Linked DNA regions of Homo sapiens: regions 1 and 3 are each linked to region 2. The links are chromatin loops, found by intact Hi-C in ENCODE. Cell type or tissue: chondrocyte. All regions are shown on one strand.

Evidence for each region. A loop is a pair of places that touch in the nucleus more often than their neighbours do. Peaks named below come from ENCODE experiments on the same cell type or tissue, not always from the same donor. Only the 100,000 strongest peaks of a DNase experiment are listed, where the experiment ranks them.
Region 1: a loop joins it to region 2, with 2.1 times the contacts of the local background. A loop is called at or near these places in 4 of 110 quality-filtered maps.
Region 3: a loop joins it to region 2, with 2.3 times the contacts of the local background. A loop is called at or near these places in 2 of 110 quality-filtered maps.

The regions. Positions count from the first base shown.
Region 1 is chr22:41,365,302-41,370,301 of GRCh38, reverse strand. LOC100996598 reads right to left here and starts at 1,220. Exons shown (of 2, transcript XM_017029163.1): 1 at 1,077-1,220; 2 at 1-388. The coding sequence starts at 1,220. It also overlaps a transcript of TEF not described here. RefSeq lists a silencer at 2,859-2,918. In chondrocyte, CTCF peaks have their summits at 2,610 and 2,817; a DNase peak (open chromatin) is centred at 2,938.
Region 2 is chr22:41,195,433-41,200,432 of GRCh38, reverse strand. EP300-AS1 (EP300 antisense RNA 1) reads left to right here and starts at 2,932. Exons shown (of 3, transcript NR_110514.1): 1 at 2,932-3,159; 2 at 4,912-4,951. RefSeq lists enhancers at 2,409-2,478, 2,489-2,618, 2,773-3,272 and a silencer at 2,809-3,078. In chondrocyte, CTCF peaks have their summits at 2,005 (motif pointing left) and 2,721; DNase peaks (open chromatin) are centred at 2,802, 3,092 and 3,242.
Region 3 is chr22:41,514,856-41,519,855 of GRCh38, reverse strand. It overlaps ACO2 (aconitase 2), which reads right to left. Exons shown (of 18, transcript NM_001098.3): 5 at 4,321-4,479; 6 at 3,939-4,089; 7 at 2,225-2,329; 8 at 1,284-1,375. Among named protein-coding and RNA genes, the nearest start is that of POLR3H, 27 kb to the left of the region's middle. RefSeq lists an enhancer at 4,651-5,000. In chondrocyte, CTCF peaks have their summits at 1,699 and 1,912 (motif pointing right); no DNase peak of the experiment used is centred here.

The sequences.
Region 1 (5,000 bases), 170 kb before region 2:
CTGTACTAAAAATACAAAAATTAGCCTGGCGTGGTGGCGGGCGCCTGTAGTCCCAGCTACTCGGGTAGCTGAGGCAGGAGAATTGCTTGAACCCAGGAGGCAGAGGTTGCAGTGAGCCGAGATAGCACCACTGCACTCCAGCCTGGCGATAGAGCAAGACTCTTATCTCAAAAAAAAAAAAGGGGGAAAGAGAAAATAAAAGAAAGTGGAGTGAGAGGCTGCACGGAGCGGAGAGCATGGGGAGAGCACACCTGGAGTTTCTCACACTCCGCAGACTTTCCTGTACACTTCCCTCCCACTGGAGGTGAGATACGCTCTGCACATGACCTAAATGTGTGCCGAAGCACAGCCATTGGGCAGGAGAAAGAAGAGAAAATGGGGAGTTTGTAAACAGTCATCCAAAGAGATAACTGCCCCCTTCCACTGGACGGGAGCAGCAGGAAGTCCACCAAAGCAAGGGCACGCGGACCTGAGGGCATCCCTGTTTTCTGGAGCACCTGGCCTCTGTTGTCTTTCTCCAATTCACACCCAGAGTCAGAGCAGTGGCAGATGGAAGAGAAGCCACTTCAACAACTACTTAAGTACATGGTCCCTGATGGCAAGTAATTCTGTAATCATTCTGTGTGGTGGCTATACCCTCTTTTCAACAAGGTCTATTGCTTTTCAGGTAGACGTTTCTGTTTATAAATGGTCTGGAGATTCGGGCAGCTTTGGGAAACTGATTGCAGATTAGGGGGCAGTAATGTGCTGCAGTCATTGTGAGTCCTGTGGCTCTTCAGCCCTCTTCCCCTCATTTTATCTAGCAGTTGGCTGCTGGCATCTGTCGGTCCTGTGGGACCTCATGCTTCTCACTCTCAGTGAGATGCCACATGAAGTGACAGGAGGTGACCCAAGACTGGCCCACACCCCTTGGACCTGCCCAGCCATGCTGGACTAACTAATTCTCGGCCACAGCTTGCCAGTGCTCGGCAAAGCTCTGCCTGAAACCTTGGGCGGTCCCCTATGTGCCAGGCCCTGACTTTGCTCATCCACAGTGAGGGAGGGGGACTTTTCGGCTATTGCAGGGCCCCACAGACCAGCTGGGAGCCAGAGACCGGCAGCTGCTGCCACACTTCAAAGGCCTTGTTATCCTCATCTGAGGAGCAGTGCCCCGAGTCGCCCCTGAGAATCCTCCCTGCCCCACTGGCAGCCTCGCCCTTCATGTGTGTGCTGGGGGGCATCCTGGGACACCTTGGGGGAGCCAGGAGGGACTGTACCACCCTTCCTGGGTTCCTGGACCAAGGAGGGGACCCTCTACCTTAGCTTTTGGAAATGTGTTCAGCTCTGCCCACCCACACAGGCCACTCAGAGATGCCAAAAAAGTCAGCTGTGGCTTGTTTGTGGGTGTGGACTCCAAATGGGGGCAGATCCCTCCGGCTGAGTTGCAGAGGGCTTCGCTGAGGAGGTGGGCTTCTCATGGTGAGCAACTGGTGTCCCCAGTGCTAGGAGGCCACAGGAGCGCCTTCTGTGACACTCTTCTCAGAGGGTGGCCTGGACTGTCCCACCATTTGACAGCATGGAGTGTGGTCGGAGGGGCCTGAGCCCAGAGCTGCGTGCGAGAGCTCCGGAGCCCCTGCCCTAAGCTCCCAGTACGTCCTTCCCCGTTCGGGCAATGTCTCCCTGGGGCTAGAACCTGCTGACCCTCCTTTCCTGGCTTAGCCCAAGCAAACCCACACCCAGTTCCAGAGGGGTGAAGGGAGGCCGGGGGCTGTGGGATCTGTCTCCTGGCTCTGGTTTGGGAGTGGGCTGAGAGCGTCCTGTGGAAGGAAGGAGTCCTGCGGGGACAACCAGGGCCACCTGGTGATGCTAGGTAGCAGGTGCTGGCACAGCAGGATGAGAGGGAGGCCTGAGAAAGGTCCCCTGAGAGGACACCCCAGGTGCTCAAGTCAGACTCAGGCAGCAAAAGCCAGCTGGGCCCCTCTAAAGGCAAGGAGGAGTTGGAGCCCTGGGGACCTGGGGGTGACCTCTGACTTCTGGGAACAGAAGAGATTTGGAGAGAGATTTATCAGTATTCTCCGCCAAACTAATCTGGCCATGGGGTTCCCAGGCAGGACTTGGGAGACACCTGGTGCTGGCCACCAGGTCTGCCCCTCAGTCCACGCCCTCCTCTCTCCTCCCTCGCGCGTTTTGCCTGTGGTATCCTAGGAACGCAGGGCTTCGAGCCTTGTGGTCCTGTTACATAACAGTTTCCATCCCATCCATGAGTTCAGCCCTCCGGCAAGCGGGAGCTGCAGCAGGCGCACCAAGGAAAGCCTCTGCTTCAGACCCAGGCTCCTGCTGCCCAAATCCACAGTCCCTGCCGCTCCTCTGCCACCCCCAGCGTACAGGGGGAGGGAGCTTCAAAAGCAGTCAGCATCCAGCCAGATTCTTTCAATAGGACCCCCTGTCCTGTCCTGGTCCCACATGAGCACAGCACCTGTCAGTGGCCACACACTGGCCATGGCTTCCCCAAATCCAGCAGGCCTAGGAGAGAGTCCCAGAGCCGGTGTGACACATGCCTCCTCGAACCCCTCTCCGCACTCTGCACCCTGAGACCAAGGGCGCACCACTGCTGAGACCCTCCCTGGCTTGGAGATGCCTGTCCTGCCACTGTGCCTGTGGCTGCCCCCTCGCCCCCTCGAGTACCTGGGCAGCCAATCAATGCAGGTCACCTGTGCTCCTACCTGTTCTCTTCTCTGGCCAAGGCAGAGAGTGCTCCAGCAGGGACTTGAGGACCTCAGGCATGTCCATGGCAGGGGCCACTGAGAACCAGTCGCAGCTCACACAGCCCAGCAGGAGGTGCTTGCTCCAGGGAGTTCAGAGGCAGCTGGAGAGGCAGGGGCCGCCAGCCGCAGGCTAGGGAGGCAGGCGGGGTGGGAGCCTTGAGGCAGCCAATGGCCAGCACCAGTCCCAGCCCGCCCGTCCACCCCCGGCTCGGCCACCTGCCAGCTCCGGCTGCAGCCAGGCCTTCCCTTCCCGCTGCTTGGCAGGGCGGGCCTGGCCCTGCGCCAGCTGCAGCACGTGGAGCTGTCGCGCCAATCCTCTGACAGAGAGCCCAGCCTGTTATCTAACTTTGGAAAGGGAAGTTCTCCCCCAGGCTGGGAGCCATAACTGGGGCTGCCAGGTGAGAATGGTAAGCTCCACGCCCACAGCAAGCACGCATCAGCATGGAGGTGCCCTGGAGGCCCAGGCACGCAGTGGAAACCATCCCGGGCTGGGACCTGAGGCTCCAAGAGAAAAGGAGGATGACAGGCAAGGACAGCACCTCAGGCAGCCGAGCACAAGACACCCTGTGTTGGCAGATGCAGGGATGCGGTCGGACATCATGCCTTCACCTGTGCGCTTCTGAGCCTCAAGGGCTTGTGGCATGTTTTGATGCTGTGTTTATGCCATGCACACGTACCCTACAAGGCACGCCAGTGTACATATGGCATGCATAATTGGAGCTTTATACCATCTGCACAGCCTGAAGCCTGTTCCCCAAAAGGAAGTGATAAAACCTACCGCCTCAGGTTCTTTGGTCTTCAGGGGAGAGGGGAAAAGGGGCAGGTGCCAGGAGACCAGGCACCACTGAAAGGGGGGCAGCTCTGCCAGCCTGCTTCAGGCTTGTCCTGGATGAGGAATCCCTGCTTCCCAGTCATTGTGGGGACTTAAAGTGCCAATTGGCTATTTGCTGTAGTTCCCTCTCATACCCTCCCACCAGGACGCTGGCCCCTGTGGTCCTTGGGTTACTTGAATGGGTGAAGCAAAGGTTCTGGATGTCAACCTCTACGTCAGACCAACATCACGTCAAAGCCAGACTTGCCGGGGGATGCCAGGTTCTCGATTCTGCCGTACATTGCTGTGGGATCTTGAGCAAGCGTGGCAGCAACTCTGGGTCTCAGTTCCCGAACCACCGAATGCAGTGACCTCTAAGGTGCCGTTCAGCTCTAGTTCTATGGCTCTGAAGCTCCAGATGGGCTGCAATAAACATTTGGTTTTCTGCGTGGTAGCTGATTTTTTTTTTTTTTTTTGAAACAGGGTCTTTGTTGCTCAGGCTGAAGTGCAGTGGTGGGATCACGGCTCACTGCCTCATCCTTACAAGTAGCTGGGACCATAGGTGCATGCCGCCACACTGGACTTTTTTTTTATAAAGACACTGTTGCCCAAGCTGGTCTCAAGTCCTGTGTTCAAGCCATCCCCCGGTCTTGGCCTCCCCAAAGTCTTGGGATTATGGGTGTGAACACTGCCCCTGGCCTGTAGCTGGTTTCTAAGCAGTGCTTTGTTGTTTTCCAAAATTCCATTTTGTACAGAATCAAAAATACTCCAAGAGCCCCTTCTGGCTTCTTCCTTTCCCAATGACCTCAGCTTATACTCTTAATTACCCTCCTTCCCTCCCTAATGACCCTCCCCAAATTATGCTCTTTCCCAAATTAATTAAAAATTAATTTTAACTTTTGAATACAAAAAACAATACGTGGCTCACAGCTCAAAACCTCCGATAAGGTTTGTTTATTTATTTGTTTATTTAGAGACATAGTTTCATTCTGTTGCCCGGGCTGCAGTACAGTAGCAGGATCTCAGCTCACTGCAACCTCTGCCTACCAGGCTCCTGCCTCAGCCTCCTAAGTAGCTGGAATTACAGGCACACACCATTACGCCCAGCTGATTTTTGTATTATTAGTAGAGGCAGGGTTTCGCATCATTGGCCAGGCTGGTCTCAAACTCCTGACCTCAGGTGATCCGCCCTCCTCACCCTCCCAAAGTGCTGGGATTACAGGTGTGAGGCACTGTGCCCAGCCTCAAGGAAGTATACTTTAGAAATGTCCTTTCTATCCCTGTCCCTCTTTCCCATTCCCCAATGTTTCTTTTTGCAAAAGTAAACATATATATGTATATATTTATGACACACACACACACACACAAACATTTAATTTTGCAGAGTTGTATGTTTTGACCAGCAGAGAGTGTTTTGTAACTACAAAGGAGAGACCCCCTTACTG
Region 2 (5,000 bases):
GACACAATCTCAGCTCACTGCAACCTCCGCCTCTGAGGTTCAAGCGATTCTCCTGCCTCAGTCTCCGGAGTAGCTGGGACTATGGGTACGTGCCACCATGCTGGGCTAATGTTTTGTACTTTTTTTAGTAGAGGCAGGGTTTCGCCATGTTGGACAGGGTGGTCTAGAACCCCTGACCTCAAGTGATCCACTTGTCTTGGCCTCCCAAAGTGCTGGGATTACAGGTGTGTCCACCACATCCAGCCACAAGAAACATCTTTTTTTCTTTTCCTTTTTTTTTTTTTTTTTTGAGGTAGGGTCTTGCTCTGTCACCACCCAGGCTGGAGTGCAGTGGTACAATCACAGCTCACTGCAGCCCCAACCTCCCAGGGTCAAGTAATCCTCCCATCTCAGCCTCCTGAGTAGTGGGGACCACAGGTGTGCGCCTCCAGGCATGGCTATTTTTTGTATTTTTTGTAGAGAGGGGGTTTCTCCATGTTGCCCAAGCTGGTCTTGAACTCCTGGACTCAAGCAATCCACCCACCTTGTCCTCCCAAAGTGCTGGGATTACAGGCACAAGTCACTGCACCTGGCCCCCTTGCTTCTTCTCTTGATCCACCTCCAGTTCATTCTTCGCACAGACACTAAATGTAATACAGACATCAAATCAATTTACTCGCCTGCTTAAAACCTTCAAAGGTTTTCCATTGTGCTCTCCTGCTAACTGGAACTTTTCTCCACCTCAGTCTCTATATTCTGGGTCTCTGCCTGAAATGCTCTTCCCCCACAATTCCCTTCCCAGAAATAGCTCCTTCTTATCCTGCAAGTAAAGGTATGTTCCCTACCTAGCAGGCCTTTCCCCCCTTGCCTAGGCTCCATCACAACACCTGCTAAATTCCTCCTCAGTTGGAATTAGATGTTTGATAAGTCTTCACTGTCTCCCTGCAGGAGGTAGGAAGCTCTGTGAGGACAGAAATTCACCTGTGTTTTCCCAGAGTCCAGCACCGGGCCTGGTGCACGGTAGGCACTAAATAAATATTTGATGAGGCCAGGCGCAGTGGCTCACACCTGTAATCCCAGCACTTTGGGAGGCCGAGGCGGGCAGATCACCTGAGGTCAGGAGTTCGAGACTTGCCTGGCTAACATGGTGAAACGCCGTCTCTACTAAAAATACAAAAATTAGCTGGGCGTGGCAGCAGGCACCTATAATTCCAGCTACTTGGGAGGCTGAGACAGGAGAATCGCTTGAACCCAGGAGGCACAGGTCGCAGTGAGCTGAGATTGCGCCACTGCACTCCAGCCTGGGCAAGAAAGAGCGAAACTCCGTCTCAAATAAATAAATAGATAAATATTTGATGAATAAGATGATTTGTCACTAGCAGATTCTCTGTGAAATGTATGGCTGTGCCCCTAAAGTATTAATAAAAGATTAAGCAACTAATAAAGGTTATTTTTCTCAACCGGTTGCTACCATCCCAGTGTCTAATAGGATGATCATAACTACCATATACTGTGCCCAGTACTGCACACTTATTATTTATTTTATTTATTTATTTTTGAAACTGACTGTCGCCCAAGCTAGAGTGCAGTGGCATGATCTTGGCTCACTGAAACCTCTGCTTCCCAAGTTCAAGCGATTCTCCTCCCTCAGCCTCCCGAGTAGCTGGGACTACAGACGTGCACCACCATGCCAGGCTAATTGCTGCATTTTTATTAGAGACAGGGTTTCACCATGTTGGCCAGGCTGGTCTTGAACTCCTGACCTAGTGATCCACCTGCCTCGACCTCCCAAAGTGCTGGGATTACAGGCGTGAGCCACCGCGCCCGGCAGTTTTTGCATTTTAATACATAGCACTACCAACCATTCAGTGATTTCCTCTTGATTTCTCCCTCTCCATCCCTTATTGTTCAATCCATCAGCAAATCCCGTTTATTCTCCAAAAGCTACCTCAAATATTTTTTACTTCTATTTATTTTTTTGAGACTGGGTCTCCCTCTGTCGCCCAGGCTAGAGTGCAGTGGCACGATCACGACTCACTGCAGCCTCCACCTCCTGGTGGAGCCTCACACGTCAGCCAACCCCCAAACCCCGCCCCAGTAGCTGGGACTACAGGAGTGACAATCACACGGATAATTAAAAAAAAAAAAAAAACTTTTTTTTTTTTTTTTTGTAGAGACAGGGTCTCATTATGTTGCCCAGGCTGGAATTTTTACTTCTTTTTATCCCTACTGCCATCACTTAAATCCAGACCACCATCATATCAACACCCTGGATCCCACTGAAGCTCCTAGCTGGGTTCTCCTCTTACCCTATCCTATTATTTTTCTACGTAGCAATCTTTTTAAAACTGTACATTGGATGGACTAACTCCCTTGTGTCACTGATTTGCAGGACGAGGGCTTTTACCCATATGAGCCACTTCTGTTTCCTCTTCCCCTGGTTGTTTTATAAGACTCCTGGGGAGGGGGCGGGTGACCCAAGTAGAAGTGAGAGAGTTAGAGAAAGGCCAGGATAAGAAAGTTATTCATTCAAATAATGTACCGCGTGCCCCTGTGCTCTGCGCACTGTGGGTACAGCAGTGAAATCAAGGACCGCACAGTTCGGGCGCTACGAGAGCTGCCGTTCCAATTCCATCCGAAGGAAGGGAGACAACGCTTTCCCGCGCGGACGAGCGGCCAGGCGCGGCGCTAACTGCTTGGACGCCCCGCCTGCCACCGTGCCTCAGCTCGCCTCTTCTGCACAACGGGACTCTGCCCCACAGGGACACCGGGAAGGTCCCGACCCGAGCGCTCAGTGGGACGGGGTCGCACCAAGAGTCCGCGCGGAACTCCCGATCTGGGCGGGGCCCAAAGGTCACGTGGCCGGGAAGGCGGGCGCGCGGGCTGCGAGCACCAACCGCCGGCCGCCCCGCGCTGCGTCGCCCCGCCTCCCCCGCCCCACCCCCGTCGCCCCCAGCGCGTGCCCGCCCGGCGCCCTCTAGGGTGGAAGGCTGCGGGCGTCCTACCAGTGCCAGGACTGCCAGAGCGGGAGGAGCGCGGCGCGGGCCAGCCGGGACTGCTGGACAGCGGGGTCCAGGCTAGAGGCGAGCGAGCGGTCAGTGACGGCTGTGGAGGAGGGAGGCGCTGGGCGTCAGCGCGGGACCCGAGCCTCTGGACCACTGAGCTGGGGGGCTGGCTGAGGTGGGTCTCCCGCCCTGAGGGCGCGCCTTAGGGAGGGGACAGGGGCCGGTGGGACCCTTGCTTTGTCTCAGTCGCACTGAGGTGAGGGGGCTGCACTCGGCCGAGCAGCGAGGACCGTGCCCAGCTCAGAGAGAGCCCTCAGAGTGTCCGGGCTGGATTGCGGCCGCGGTGCGGGAGAAGTCGGAGGAGGGAGTGACAGGTGACCGGGCTGGCAGGGCAACTGCCATTATTAAGCACTCGGCCGCCCGGGTGCGGTTGCCACCTCCTCCTTCCCGAGCTGGCAGCCCAGGCCACCAGGGACACGCACCTGTCCTAAGAGGGTGTAATCTTTGAGGCAGAGGTGGGACACGAACCCGGGACGGTTTGCCCTTGGGCCACTCCCTTAGGCTGAGGGAAAAGTGTACTTAAACCAGGCTTTGAGAATTGGGCAGAGTTTGAAGCGCAGAGATCACCGAGCCCTTCGTTGGCTGTCAGGACTTTAGAAAGACGTTTGGTCTCTAAAAGACCACACTTTCCTCCTCCCCAAAAGTGGCTGGACCTGTGAACACTAATTACTCATGTGTAAGGAGTGCTTTGCAATCTGTAAAGCACTTTCCATTCCGGTGTCGTAGATAATTCGTCACAATGAACTTGCCAAGTAAGCGTTTTTTTTATTTACCTTTTTTACAGATGAAGAAATTTTGTCCCAGAGACGTTTATTAAATCAGGGAGTAGCAATAGAGCCTTACTCTTTTTTTTTTTTTTTTTTTTTGAGACGGAGTCTCACTCTGTCGCCCAGGGCCGGAGTGCAATGGCGCCATCTCGGCTCAGTGAAACCTCTGCCTCCCAGGTTCAAGCAATTCTCCTTGCCTCAGCCTCCCAAGTAGCTGGGACTACAGGCGCCAGCCACCACACCCAGCTGCTTTTTGTGTTTTTAATAGAGACGGGGGTTTCACCATGTTGGCCAGGCTGGTCTTGAACTCCTGACCTCAAGTGATCTCCCCACCTCGGCCTCCCAAAGTGTTGGGATTACAGGTGTTAGCCACCGCACCCAGTGGAGCCTTACTCTTTTTTTTTTTTTTTGAGACAGAGTTATGCTCTTGTTGCCCAGGCTGGAGTGCAATGGTGCAATCTCAGCTCACTGCAACCTCCGCCTCCCGAGTTCAAACGATTCTCGTGCCTCAGCCTCTCAAGTAGCTGGGATTACAGGCATGAGCCACCACGCCCGGCCTTTTTTTTTTTTTTTTTTTTTTTAGTAGAGACGGGGTTTCTCCGTGTTGGTCAGGCTGGCCTTGAACTCCCAACCTCAGGTGATCCGCCTTCCACGGCCTCTCAAAGTGCTGGGATTACAGGCATGAGCCACCGCGCCTGGCTGAGCCTTACTCTTATACATCAAATGTTTTCCACGATAGGAAACCACCTGGGATGACCATCAAGCCCCAAACTCAAACATCCTGTGATTTCATCATCAGAGCTCCTGGCTTAGGGCACAATTCTTGGCTGGATCTGCCTGCCACTCCCCAGCTACCAACAACCGTATCTCGGCAACACAACCACCCTGGCACAGCACTTTTAATTATTTGTTAAATGTTTCTTACTGGGTTGGGCTAAACCAACTGTGAGGAGTCCTTTAGGCAGTGTCAAAACTTGGAGACAGTTGGATGGGCTTGATTGAATTCTGAAAATTCCCCGAGTGTACTGGGGTTTCTACCCAAAGTGACGATTACTTTGAGAGTATTGGTGATAATAATTTTTTGTCCTTCCTATTGACAGGTCCACCTCCTAACAAATTATTGGAAGGAATATGAGAAAAGTAAGTAGGGATTTTGAAGTATCAGTTAAAAGACCCAAAATTGTTTATG
Region 3 (5,000 bases), 320 kb before region 2:
TCATTATCTCCCATTCGATGTTGCTTTTGGAATCTTTTTTTTTTTTTTGAGATGGAGTCTCGCTCTGCTGCCCAGGCTGGAGTGCAGTGGCACGATCTTGGCTCACGGCAGCCTCCGCCTCTCGGGTTCACACCATTCTTCTGCCTCAGCCTCCCGAGTAGCTGGGACTACAGGCGCCCGCCACCACGTCTGGCTAATTTTTTTGTATTTTTTTAGTAGAGACGGGGTTTCATCACATTAGCCAGGATGGTCTCAATCTCCTGACCTCATGATCTGCCCGCCTCGGCCTCCCAAAGTGCTGGGATTACAGGTGTCAGCCACCATGCCCGGCCGCTTTTGGAATCATGACAAAAATGGACTTAAGGCCAGACGCTTTACATATCATAATCATCAGTAAATGCGAGGCACTCAGCTATGTGCGCAGCATGCAGTAAACCTCCGTCAGTGTTAGTTACATGAATTCATTCAATCCTCACGACTGCTGTAGGTTCCACACGTGATGGAGCAAGGGGCCTACAGAGGCTAAGTGCGTGACCAAGGCCACACAACTTAAGTGGCAGAGCCGAGGTGTGAACTCCTGCAGACGGGATCCTCTAGCCTGCCCTTCCTCTGGCTCTGCAAACACCTGCTCTGATCTGTGCGTCTCAGGGTGCCTAACCCTGCTGGGATTTGCCCTCTGAACTCAGATAACAAAAACCCTTCAGGGTGAAACCTTGGCTTCTCCTAAAGCTGAGCTGGTGGCAAACTGACATCCACTTCTGGTTCAGCAGCCAGAGCTACCTCTGCTCTCCCCGTGGCTGTGTCTCCCCCCTCCCCACCCACTGCTCCAGGCTGCTTCAGGAAGCAGTTTGCAGGAACACTGGGGACCCAGGGGCCCACGAGTCACCCTGAGGTTTTTCTTGTTTTGTTTTTGAGACAGTGTCGCTCTGTCGCCCAGGCTGGAGTGCAGTGGTGCGATCTCGGCTGACTGCAACCTCTGCGTCCCGGGTTCAAGCGATTATCTTGCCTCAGCCTCCTGAATAGCTGGGATTATAGGCACATGGCACTATGCCGAGCTAATTTTTGTATTTTTTTTTTTTTTTTTAGTAGAGACGGGGTTTCACTATGTTGGACAGGCTGGTCTTGAACTGCTGACCTCAACTGACCCACCTGCCTTGGCCTCCCAAAGTGCTGGGATTACAGCTGTGAGCCACCACCCGGCCCTCAGTGAGTATTTAGGCAGGACCCGCCCTGCTCCCCACTACTCTCAGAAACTTCTTGAACCCAGTTAATTGTCTCCTCACCTCACTGAGGTTAATTTCAATTAGTTGGTCATAATGGCAGCCAGGGTCAGGCACCAAGTGATCCTTGAATTCATCAGCTAGATTGGCAATGTCTGAAATCAACAAGGGACGGGGATGGAGCACGTGAAACATAAACTGTTCTTGAGAGTTCACTCACCACCCACCTGAGCACCTGCCAAACACCAGGCCCACCCTGGGCACTGACTAGGCCAATGAAGAAACCAAGGCTGCTGTCTCTGCCCTTACAGAGCTCACACCCTAGTGCAGGAGCTGTCAGGGACACGGAGACACAGAGGAGGAGCGCCAGCTAAGGTTCAGAGCCGGGGAGGGTGTCCTGGAAGTGAAGAGCTGGGTTTTGAAGAAGCAGTCACTCAATAAGGAAAGGGAGGAGCCTTCCAAGGATTCCACGTGCTTACGGCTCTCCCCATGGCCCCTGGTCTCTGGCTCCTCGTTCACTCCCACAACGCACCACCCTTCACAGGTGCCAATGCCCTCTGAGCTCCAAAGAAGCCAGGCTAGAGCCTCAGGGAAGTTGTCAGGGGAGGCTGGGAAAGTGGTTCTCCTTCCAAATGTTCCCCTGCTAGGTCAGGAATTATCAACAGAAGCGATCCATGTCATTTCCGGAGTTTCCTGTAGGGGGCAGCAGGGACCAGGCCGAGAAGGGCGGGCATTCAGCCACCTTCCAGGGAAAATGAAATGCCCATCCTGAGGTGGGGCTATCTTGAACTCAGATGCCAGGCCCTTTGAGAAGCTGGAGAGAGCTCCAGACAATCTACTCAGAAACATATTGCACCTCTTCAGGGCTTTCTCAGAGCCTCGGACGCCTGTCTGGAGACAATGGGTTAAGAACCCCTGCCCTACAGGGAAAGGCATAGCTCTGTCTTGGGGAGGAGCGGGCATGTGACTGTTCCACCCACACGGGCCTGCCCCTGCCAGCTCACCTTCCCGGCCGGTCTTGCTCAGGTACTTCTTCATCCTGTGGTTGTAAGGGAACACGGAAGTGGTGGCCCCAATTTCTGCACCCATGTTGCAGATTGTCGCCATGCCTGTGGAGCAACAGAGCCCCGGGCATTGGCTGGTGGCCGGGCCAGGGTCCCACACACCTGCTACGCGGCCACCTGCATCTTCACACCAGGGAGCTGCATTGCTTCTCCTCCCACTCAGAGAGATGTGGTGACAGCGGGCCGACTCATCCCTTGAGGCCCTGGGTAAAAACCTGGGCCGGTGAGGGGAGGCCATGGGGATCAGAGCTCAGGGCCCCAGCTCAGGGTGGCTGCTGGGTAGAATGAAGAGGACTCAGGTGAAGATTCAGCCCCCACACACTGAGCTGCGAGCTTGGGGCCTGACTGTCGCCCAAGAGATTGAACAGGCACCACGTACTGTAGGCTGACCTGACCAGACACTGCCCAGTTGCTATTCTTTTTGGCAGGGGAGGAACTGGCTCAGAGAGATTCAAGGTCATGCCATAAAGCACATAAAGGTAGATGCTGACATTCGGATCTTGGTCTGTCTGCCTGGTGGCCTGCCCTCCTTCAGCCATACCATGGTGGAGACACTTTTCTGTGTCTCAAGTTTTCCAGTGATGGAGGCCGAGGTGGGTGGATCACCTGAGGTCAGGAGTTTGAGACCAGCCTGGCCAACATGGTGAAAACCCATCTCTACTAAAAAAAAATACAAAAAAAATTAGCCAGGCATCATGGTGCACACCTGTAATCCCAGCTACTCAGGAGGCTGAGACCGGAGAATTGCTTGAACCCAGGAGGCGGAGGTTGTAGTGAGCCGAGATTGCACCACTGCATTCCAGCCTGGGCGACAGAGTTAGACTCTGTCTCAAAAAACAAGAACAAAAACAAAAACTGAAATGATACACACTGTCTGGACCACAAAGCGTCACAGAACTGGTGGGGCTCACAGGTACTGCAGCTGCTACCAGGCCACCTGCCTCAGGAGCCACTAGGACGGAGGTATGGGCCTGTTACCAACGTCCTGACTGAGCAGTCCCGTGGCAGGAGTGAGCCCCCATCACTGCAGGGGAACCAGAGTTCTGCAGGGCTGCCAGGGAGCCCAGGCAGGCACCTGGGAAGTCTAGACTGTTACAAATCTCCCTGGATTTCTGAGGACCAGGCATCCAGGCCAGGTCACCAGGAGTGACAGGCAGGGAGCAGCTGGCTCCTACCTGGTCTTGGAGGCGGACAGGCACCGATCTCTAATCCAAGGGAAGTGAGTGAGGCTCGAACTTCAGCGAAGGGAGGATGTGGGCCTGCAGCTGCTTCATGAATGAAGCCCTGGCTCTGCCCATTCCCACCACTGCCTCTGTCCTCTCTGGATTCGTCTAGATCACCCAAGGTGGCCTAGTGCTATGGCCTGGGCCCAGCAGCAGAAGCTGACTTGGCTCCTAACCGTGTGTGGCCACACAGTTAGGAAGTCACCGGCAGCCTCGACAGGTATCTCAATCTCTTCATCTGTTTAATGAGGATGTGGACTAGACAATCTCTAATGCTGTCTCCAATTTTCCTTCTACCTCTGTCTATCCCAAGTCCCCAAATGGAACAGACAGATTCTCAAGTGAAGGCCATTCACCGCTTCTACTCCCAACTGGAGACCCATCAGGCCCAGCACAGGGTAGGGGCCACGTCGCCTGGCCGCCTTCCTCACCAGTGCAGGAGATGGAGTCTACACCAGGCCCGTGGTATTCCACGATTGCACCTGTGCCACCTTTCACCGTGAGGATGCCTGCCACCTTCAGGATCACATCTTTGGGTGAGGACCAACCGGAGAGAGAGCCCGTCAGCTTCACGCCAATCACCTGGACAGGAGGGGGCGAGGCGGCTGTGAGAGGCCGTGTGTGCCTGTGCCAGCCACGAAGTCAGGATGGCCCTGCTGCCATTCACATTGCTGCTTATTGGTCTCTACCTCCCTCCCAGAAGATTCGAGTCTAACTTGTTCCCTTTTCCCTCCTGGGTCCCACCGTCTCCCGTTCATCCCCACCAACCACCACCCCACAGCCAGCCCAGAATGAGTCCCTCCCCACCCTCACCTTGGGGCACTTCAGCTCCCAGGGGATCCCAGCCATGACATCCACAGCATCGGCACCCCCAACTCCAATGCAGATGCCCCCAAGGCCGCCACCATTGGGGGTGTGGGAGTCAGTGCCAATCAGAAGAACACCAGGGTACGCATAGTTTTCCAGAATAATCTGAAAAATAATCCAAGATGTTATATTTAGAAGCCCTCAGCCGAGAATACCAAAAAATGGCCCCACTGACCCGGGGCCTCCCAACCACGTCCAGCCACTCTCCCAGGATGGAACTGGTAGGAGCAGCCCCATTTAATCCAGGCCGTCTCCAGGGTGGCCAAGAAGAGCCAGAGCCTTGGGAGACAGGTGGCCTGGGCTCTTGAATAGCTCTGATATTTCCTGCTATATGTCTTGGGCCTTTGAATGCTGCCCCATGCCTCAGTTTCCTCATTTGTAGCACAGTAACCAAACACCCATACCACCATGACCCCAGGATGTGACAAGAACCAGAGAAACTGTCCTGTGATGGGCCCAGGCCCGGCCTCATCCTGGGTGTGGAGCATCCCCACCTGGCTTCTCATCGGGGTTGGTGGTTCTTCCAGGAGCTGGCTCCAGCCCCACAAGGCCCCTGAGGAAGAAGTCCTGGGAGGCCCCAGTGGGTACACAAAGCTATGAACTTTTCCTCAACTGCAAAGAATAGG